2 separate regions of the Homo sapiens genome follow, and region 2 is linked to region 1. The links are chromatin contacts, found by Hi-C or POLR2A ChIA-PET in ENCODE. All regions are on one chromosome and are shown on one strand. Each heading gives the region's core, a stretch centred on a gene start or an enhancer-like site at or near the end of the contact. The rest is flanking DNA. Distances are from core to core; before and after follow the strand shown.

Region 1 (4,627 bases), core at 556-3,055:
TACTATACCATTGATTTTACTGATAAGACAAAGCAAGAGGCTACAAGCAAATGCTGATAGTACTCCAAGGAAAAATGATTCCACGGACCATGTTAGCACGGTAATTTCTAGTGTCATCATGATGCCTTTCTAGTCTCTTTTTATTCAGTGATTCATATAGTAAAGAACTGCTGCCATGTTTCTAAGTTTAGGAAAATATTAACTTATCCACAGAAACTTCCCAAGAGACTCAATATAATTTAAAGGTCCTATATGTTATAAATGTTAAGACCTAGATACTACTTCTATATAAAATATTTTTTCATAGTCTATTAAGTTTTTAAAATAGATTTATTATTATGGAAAATAATTGGACATCATAAAATGTTTTTAAAACACCAAAGTATAAAGAAAATAAAGGTAAACTATAATCCTATAGCCAAATAATAACAGGAGTTGATATTTTGTAGGATATCTTTTCAAGTGCTTTTCTGTTCTATACATAAAAATAATTATTTTTAGGAAAAATTAGATTATACTATAAATTATTTTATAACAATTTTAAACAAATAACCCTTCGTAAGCATTTTAATGTCAATGTTTATCTACATATCATTTTTAGTGTCTATAAAATATTTATCATTTATTTAGCCAAGTCTCAAATGATTAACAGTTGAGCTTTTGTGTGTGTGTGTGTGTGTGTGTGTGTGTGTGTGTGTGTGTGTGGGAGCAGGTATTGTTAGAAACAATCCAAAAATGAGAAACTCATATATATATCTTTGTGAAACTCTTTTGTTATTTTCTTAGGGTGAGCTCCTAGAAATGGAATTATTGGATCTAATGGGAAATGTTTCTAAAGAGTTTGGCAGTTATTGAGAAACTGTCCTCCAAATAGTTTGTATCTATTTATGCCTCCAACAATACTGTATTAGAAAGCACATTTCCATATACATTATTGTTATCAAAAGCTATTATTCAGCTTTTTATTTTTTGCCAAACTTGTGAATGGAAAATAACAACAGTAAGTTGCATTGGAATAAAAGTTTATATTTAATTCTAAAATTTTACTTATTCATTCACTATTTAACTACTTGGTGATTACCCTTAATGATTAAATTCTGTAGCTTATGCTTGGTAATGGTGGTGGGAATGGCTTGCTAGAACTACACATATTTTAAATATAGAATAATTACTTTTTGAAGTTCCTCAATTTCTTCCAAATTCAGAACATCATCAGATAGATTTTTCTTGTGCAGACAATTTATGTTTATTTAGACTACTTGGTTTTTATGGGAGGGGCGGGGGAGAAAAAACATAGATTAGATAATAAAATAGTAATTTTATATTTTATTAGTATTTATTGAGAGCTCTGTGGTCCAAGTGCTAAATTAAACATTTCACATGAACTGTCTATGTTTTCCTTACATAACCTCATGTAGTGGTAGTAAAATGTTCCTGTTGTAAAAGGTGTCATGGCCCTAAATGATAACAACCATAATTTGAGTCCAGGTCTGTGTGGAATCCAGAGCTTGAACGATTAATTACAGCAACATCCTGCTTTCTCTGAAGTGGTCTCACGCTAACGATGATATGAATTGATTCTTTCTTGATGATGGAAGAATGAGATAATTAATGCCAGCACATGCTACATCTGGTAGCAGCATTTTATTCTCTCATCAGAAAGTTAAAGAATGAAAAGGGAGGAGATTGCCTGCTATTTTTTTTTAACTTCCTTTAGTTCCCTCTCTTGCTGCCAGATTTCTGTTTAAGCCAGTCACGCAGGGCACGGTGGTTGTGTGAGAGCCGATACACTTCTTTTCCCACAGGCACTCATTCATCCTTGTTCTGTTTTCTTCATCTCAGGGGCACTGTATAATCTGCCGGGCCTAACTCATTACTCATCCTGGAGCCTGTCAATCCTCCAGAGGTCAGATCATTGGCTTTGGTGGTTATGTGGTCCTTGGTCTCTGCCCTCTGGGAGCTGAGGGTGAGAGAGTCTGTCACACCTGAAAACACAAATCCTGCTGCCTTTCAAGCCACCAGTCCTGCTGTGATAGACAAGCTACATTTTCTTCCCATTCTATAGAAAGCAGCGGAACACCAGCTAAGATGTGGTATAAACTCCTGATTGTTTACAGGCTTACAGAGCCTGTGGAATGAATGCATAACTGTCCACAAATATCTTCTAGTATTTAACCTTCATTTATTTTCCTTCATGGTTTAAATTTTCCATTGTGAGGGGGAAACTCCTGGATCTCTAGCAGTGCTTGCTGAAAAATGTTAATTTCCCCTCATATTTTCACATCCTCAAGACTAGCACAGAACAGGAATTTCTCATAGCTAGAATTATATTGACTTATACGAGAGAGACTTTGTTTGCTCATTTAACAAATATTAAATGAGAGCTGACTGTATGCCAGACACTACTGAAGGCATAGAGGACTAAACCATGCAGACTAGATCCCCTCTCAAGGGATGGCATTGGGATAAGGAGGCAGCGATAATCAAATAACTGAATAAATAAGATTAGTGGTGCATGCTATGAAATAAGACAGAGTGTTGTAATAGAAAGTGTTGGGGAGGCCAGTGAGGAAGGGCTACTTATAAGTGAATGTCAGTGAGGAGGTGACCTCTGAGCTAAGGCTTAGTGACTAGAGGAACCAGCTATGCAAAGGCCTGGAGGAAGAGAATTCCAGCATGAGGGATCAACAGGAGCAAAGGCCTCAAGAAAGGAAATATCTTAACCTACTCTAGAAGGGCAATGTGGCAAGAGCATAGAGAGATGGGGTAAAGCTGGGAGAAGTCATAGATAAGAATAGGGTCAATCATGTAGAACCTAATGGACCATGAAAAAGAGTGAATTTTGTTCTAAATGCAGTAGGAGGCTACTGGAGATTTTGATATGGAGATTTAAACAACCCATTTCATATTTTCATAGCACTACTCTGAGTTTTTTATAAATTATAGAGGAGCTCAAGTAGAACAAGATTTCATAATAATCAAAGCTAGAGATAACAGTGGCTTAGACCAAGGTGAAAAATGGTAGAAATGAAAAGAAGTAAACAGATGTGAAATATATTTTTTAAATGGAGCCAAGAGTTTTTGTTGATGGATTGATGACGTCTACTAACACGAGGAAGACTCCGGAAAGAATAATTGGCAGGGGGTGGGATTTAAGACCTCTCTTAGGTAGAACTAAAATTGATAGGTGCTTTAGAAATTCAAGTGAGAATGTCAATCGTGTAGCTGGGCTAAATGGTACTTAGTTAAGGTTAGAGTTTGGAGAACATCTTTCAATTAATTAAATCCAAAATGAAGAGAATCTCAAATGAAAACATGCATAAGTTTGGTATGGGGAAAAAACTTCTCAATCTAACATCTCTGTTTCTGTCACTGACACCATTTTTCTCATTATCCATATTCAAAAAGTTATATTGAATTCCTTTTCTCCCCTTCACTTCCATATTTAGACACAGTATTTATCATCATGGTATTTATCTGCTCCAAGATCTTTGATGACTCTCGATTGGATAAATTATTTAGCCTTCTAGACCTGCATCTTTATCTATTTTCCAGCTTTCTTTCTTCTATCCCCTATCATGAACTCTTGGCTTCAACTGAATGTATCTCTCCAACTGGAATCTACTTGTGCCATATCTGCTTCCTTGTCTGAGGTGGCTTTTCCACTCCTCTTAGCTGAGTCTTACCTGCCTTTTGAGGTCCAGATAAAATTCTACCTCCTCCAAAAAATACTCCTTGGGTTCTCTCAAACCTATAGACAATGTTTGTCTTATCATTTGGACCATCGTTTTCATGATCACTCTGTAATTAAGTGTGTGGTATTGATAACTGTCCATTACTCTCTTCCATGTCATGTCTATTCAGGAAATCATATGCTTCTTTAGGCTAGAAATTTGACATATCTCTTGATAATTAACAATTGCTGGCCAAGTGAATTTGAAATTCAACTTAACCATGTAGTTTCCTTTGAAACATAGCTGAGACTATATATTTAAAATACAGTCACCTCTTGATATCCTCGGGGGATTGCTTCTAGGACGCCCCTCATGTACCAAATTCCTCTGATGCTTAAGTCTGTTATACGATATATGCAGGTTATATACAAATACTTTGACATTTTATATAACAGACTTAAGCATCAGAATCGTTTTTTTTCTGAATATTTTTGATCTGGATTTGGTTGAATCCACAGATGTGGAACCCATGGATATAAAGGGCTGACAGTACTTCATTAAAGAACAAAGCAAAACAAGTAAATCTTAGGTGGGGATTGAATGAAAGAGCATGTAATTTGAACACAGAAGGCTCACAGAAATTTTATGAGGTTTTACTAAGAAAATGTATATAAAAATCCTTTGTACCTGGCCGGGCGCAGTGGCTCATGCCTGTAATCCCAGCACTTTGGGAGGCCGAGGCTGGCGGATCACAAGGTCAGGAGATCGAGACCATCCTGGCTAACATGGTGAAACCCCGTCTCTAGTAAAAATATAAAATATTAGCCGGGCATGGTGGCAGGTGCCTGTAGTCCCAGGTACTCGGGAGGCTGAGGCAGGAGAATGGCGTCAACCTGGGAAGCAGAGGTTGCAGTGAGCTGAGATCACGCCACTGCACTCCAGCCTGGGCGACA
Region 2 (4,627 bases), core at 728-3,227, 340 kb before region 1:
ATTTATTTTCATAGTACTGAGATACAAATGTAGATAAGACCGGAGCACATTAGACTTTATCCTTAAGGGATCTCATTTTGAACATAGTTTTGTGTAAAAAAAAAGCAGTTTCTAAATGAAAAAGCAGCATTTCATTCTGTAGTCTCTTGATGCAGTAATTCAAAGTCATCACTAGATGGCAATTGTGATCCATGTGACTTCAGCTGCAGCGGTACTAACTGATGGGTCCAACCCTGGCGTCAGTGTTTTCTATACCCTATAGCATTGAGAAGTCAGGCAGTTTCTTTCCCACAAAGTGAGCCTTTAACAAAACTCCAGTCAGCAAAGCTTTCATTCTGTGGTCACCCTTGGGGCTCACCCATAGGCACCTAGTCCTTGTGATGGCAGCCTCACAGAAGTGTGGGTTTACTTGCCTGCATCTTATCATATCAGGAGTGCCTTTCACCAGATAACAACAGGACAGTGTCAGGATCCTGTGTCAAGAAGATCAGTTAGTGGTTCTTAAAGTGTGGTCCCCCTGCCAGTAGCCTCACCATCATCTGGCAATTTGTTAAAAATGCAAGTTCTTGGGCCCCATCAGATCTGCTGACCAGTATTTTAATAAGCCTTCCAGATGATTCTGATGTCTGCTAAAGTTTGAGAACCATTGAGATAAACCAGTGCATAGCATCATATATAAAGGTTGGTGCTGGAAGGGTCCTCAGATAACATTTTGCCCAGTCCTCCCATTTTGCTGAGAAGGAAAACTGAGGTCCAGGGAAGTTAAATGATTTACCACAAGTCATAGCAGTAGGCATGTGGCAGAGCCGGGCTCCAGGGCTGGTGAGTTGCATGTCCCAGCTTTCCTCATATACCCATCTCCCCTTCTCCCCCTCTAAACTGAGGCCACTAGGTGCACATTCTAGCCTGATACCTACTCATGAAATTAAAAAGTCATTTATTTATGCGGGAGTTTGTTCATTTCAATAGACATTTCTATGATGATACAAAATTGAGTATGATGAATTCACTGTAGTCCAGAGTGTGTGCATATGTGTACATGCATGTGTGTGTGGGGGGGCATGTGGGGGGCGTGAGGGAGAATCAAGTAAAAGTCCTCATCTCAATTGATAGGAGAGGGATATATGCAGAGAACCATGGGAAATAGGTGAGTGCAATCAGGGATTAGGTAACGCAGGTAAGAGGAAAAAACTTTGGAGCTGACCTTGGGTGATAAGTAGGAGTTCAGCAGATATAGAAGTCAGGATAGGGCATTTGGGGAGAGGGATCAGAATATACAAGCACATGGCGCCATAAAATAGTGTAGGGGAATCACAAGAGTTTTGCTTGAAGGGAAGGGAGTAGTAGAAGAGTGATCATGTTATAAATAATAATAATATTACTACCACTACTACTAATAGCTGGGACTTATTAAATGTTAACTATGACCAAACCCTGTACTAACCATTTTATATCTATTATTGATTTAATTCTTAAATGATTTTGCAAGAGTCTACTCTTATTTCTACTTTACAGATGACAATGAACATGTCCACACTGTGCTAGTTTCCTTAAAACCAAGTGTTACTATTTTCCATTTCTTAGATCAACATTAAACTTAGAAAAAGAGCTTTCATGTTTACTTCTTCCAGGATGTCCATAATGCAAAGTAAGTATCTATTTGCAGGGGATGAGGAGTATATTCTTAATATATATAATTTTATTATAAGCATATTTTCATAAATGCATTAAATCAGGAGGATTTTGGCAATAATTTGGATTTTTTAACTCAAAGAATGAATGTCCCATTATTCTTCAGCATATCAGCAACTTTAGAAGTAGCCAATTTTTCATGATAATAGAAGAATTGTGTCTTAAAAGTGGCTAAGAACGCTCATTTCAATTGCTTGACTCACTAAAGAAAGGAAGCTGAGTAATGAATGAATAACCTGGTCTGAAATCATTGGTCTGTTTTATTTTTAGTTTTAACTTTATAAGTGTTCATTGTGAATGTGCTTTCCACAGTCACTGTTAGCGTCTTTCCTTCATTGCGTAGGACTGCCCACAACCAAACTAAAAATTCGAGTTATAATTAAAGTTCTAGTAGGATTCAAAATACCTAATTTTTCGTCAGTAAGATTCAAGATGTTTCTGGATTCTTTAAGATATTTTTGAGTGATTTTACTTTTTCCTGAGAAGATAAATTTTCTTTTCTTTTTTTCAGTCTCACTCTGTTGCCCAAGCTGGAGTGCAGTGGTGCGATCTCAGCTTACTGCAACCTCCACCTGCCTGGTTCAAGCAATTCTCCCTGCGTCAGCCTCCCAAGTAGCTGGGATTACAGGCACCCACCACCACACCTGGCTAATTTTTGTATTTGTAGTAGAGGCAGGGTTTCGCCATGTTGGCCAGGCTGGTCTCAAACTCCTGACCTCAGGTGATCTGCCCGCTTTGGCCTCCTATATTGCTGGGATTACAGGTGTGAGCCACCATGCTTAACCCTGAGAAAATAAATTTTCTGTTCCTACTTTCTCATCTGCAAAATATTGGCATTGGAGGAGGTAATCTAGAAGGCCCCTTCCAGCTCTAATGGTCTGTGGATTTATGATTTAATGATTAAATGGCACAAATAACTCATTTCTGAATTTTCTTTGTAGTAAAATTTTAGTATTCATGAAAGAAATTATAAGACCAAATCTCTCTCCATAAATTTTTAAATGGCATCTCTAAAATAGCTCTATATTTCACTTTTTAGGATCACTGAGACTCTATCCAGCTCAAAGATGTGTTTATGTATTTCCACCTGACATTTTACACACTTAGGAGCCAATCATAAGGCCAGTTTTAAGTAGATGCCATTAGAAATGATTGATGGCCAGTTTATGTTTTAAGGTGAAAGAGGTACACTTTAATGATGCTCTACTTTTCTGATTGCCACAATAACAACTTTCAGCTTTACCAGCCCGTATTACAACTTTGATCTTTACACTCATGTTCATAGCTGCAGGTGAAATGCTTTCTCAAGAAAATCTTGAAAATTCAATCCAATTTTTAACCTTTCTTGTCTAGAGAAGTTGAATAGCCTACAGGTTGCTTTATCTTGAATCAAAGAAAGGGCAATAACACCTGGAAGGAAGAACCTATTACATTTATTATTATTTTTTAAAAATTTTGTGATTGAGAGCAAAATTTGCATTTTACTCCCCCTGGACAATTTTGTCTTTATCACCTATCGATTTTGGAGTCAATTACAATATTTTTTCTGTTTACCAATTATAAAAGCAATATATGTTTTTTTGAAAAATTTACAAAAGAGTATACATGAGGGCACAAAACTGTCTAAAATTCTGCCACCCAGAGTTGGCTATTAATATTTTCTTTTTATTTAATTCTAGGTAAACATGAACATTAGGAAACTGGGGCCAGGTGTAGTGGCTCACGCCTGTAATCCCAGCACTTTGGGAGGCTGAGGTGGGCGGATTCCTGGAGATCAGGAGTTCAAGACCAGCCTGGCCAACATGGCGAAACCCTGTCTCTACTAAAAATACAAAAATTAGCCAGGTGTGGTGGTGTGCACCTGTAGTTCCAGCTACTCAGGAGGCTGAGCCAGGAGAATTGCTTGAACCCAGGAGGTGGAGGTTGCAGTAAGCCAAGATCATGCCACTGCACTCCAGCCGTGGCAACAGAGCAAGAATCTGTCTCAAAAAAAAAAAAAAAAAAAAAAAAAGAAGAAAAAAAGAAAAAGAAGTTGGCAACAAGTTATACATTCTATTTTGAAATATTCTTTAAACAATTAATATATAGTTAACTCATGCATAATTTTAAATCTCTACCTTCAAAGATAACTTATCACTATTATTGTATAAAAGTTTATAAAACTCTTTAGTTTTCATTATTTTGTGATTTTCTTAGAGCCATTTTGATTTAGGTTCCTTTTGTTTGTTTGCTTTCATCTCTCCTTGTTCTAGAAAATATTTATGGTAATTTCAGCACCTCTTCTTCCAAGTGAGTATAATGGAGGAAAGCAAACCTCTGAAATTCAAACTATGTAGTTTATTTTTTAATTTTTTTTTACATAAGACCTTTGCTTTATGAACAATAGGTAAATTTTAACAAACAGGAATAGCACTATAAAGATTTCTATTGGAACATAAAGAAACCCTTTAGAACATGAATAGTGACTCCCCTTCTATTTAGTCATAAGTATGCATTTTTCAAAAGCATGTTCATAAACCTATCAATCAGTGTTCTCTTTGAGAGTAGAGCTCTGGTCTTACTGCTCAATATTCCCTCAGTGTCTAGAACTGTTCCTGATCCATTGCATTTTCTAGGTAGATGCTTGTGGAGCTTAAATGAATAAAATAAAATCAATTCCAAATATTCTTACACTGTCATGATAGGTTGAGTTATGATTTTAAATTGCTTTGAAATAAGAAGCAGTAGTGGTTAAGACCTTTGGTTCTGTTCCCTCTTGCTGATTTTCAAAGCCCTGTAAAGATGAAGTGAGAGAACCTTGGTGTAACTCTTAGCATGGTACTTGAGCCCACATAATAACTGCCAAATAGATGCTAGTTTTTAGTTATCTGAGCTATTTTTTACTATACATATTTTTTCTTCTAAATAAGAACTCATTTTTCCTGAGGACTTTCAG

What was found. A loop is a pair of places that touch in the nucleus more often than their neighbours do. ChIA-PET counts read pairs that join two places held with the same protein, here RNA polymerase II (POLR2A). Pooled maps may share reads with other maps.
Region 2: a loop to region 1 is called in a map of chondrocyte, with 2.2 times the contacts of the local background. The contact joins two enhancer-like sites. A Hi-C loop is called at or near these places in 3 of 168 maps with a recorded cell type or tissue (IMR-90, PC-3 and chondrocyte) and 2 of 50 pooled maps. POLR2A ChIA-PET finds 5 or more read pairs at or near these places in 2 of 52 experiments (Panc1 and activated T-cell).

Annotation. Positions count from the first base shown.
Region 1 is chr3:99,408,154-99,412,780 of GRCh38, reverse strand. No RefSeq gene overlaps it. Among named protein-coding and RNA genes, the nearest start is that of COL8A1, 230 kb to the left of the region's middle. Within about 2 kb of position 1,805, at least 2 of the 41 ENCODE cell types and tissues checked have a DNase peak (open chromatin) inside an H3K27ac peak, as active enhancers do.
Region 2 is chr3:99,749,126-99,753,752 of GRCh38, reverse strand. All of the region lies in intron 2 of COL8A1 (collagen type VIII alpha 1 chain), which reads right to left. Among named protein-coding and RNA genes, the nearest start is that of CMSS1, 66 kb to the left of the region's middle. Within about 2 kb of position 1,977, at least 3 of the 41 ENCODE cell types and tissues checked have a DNase peak (open chromatin) inside an H3K27ac peak, as active enhancers do.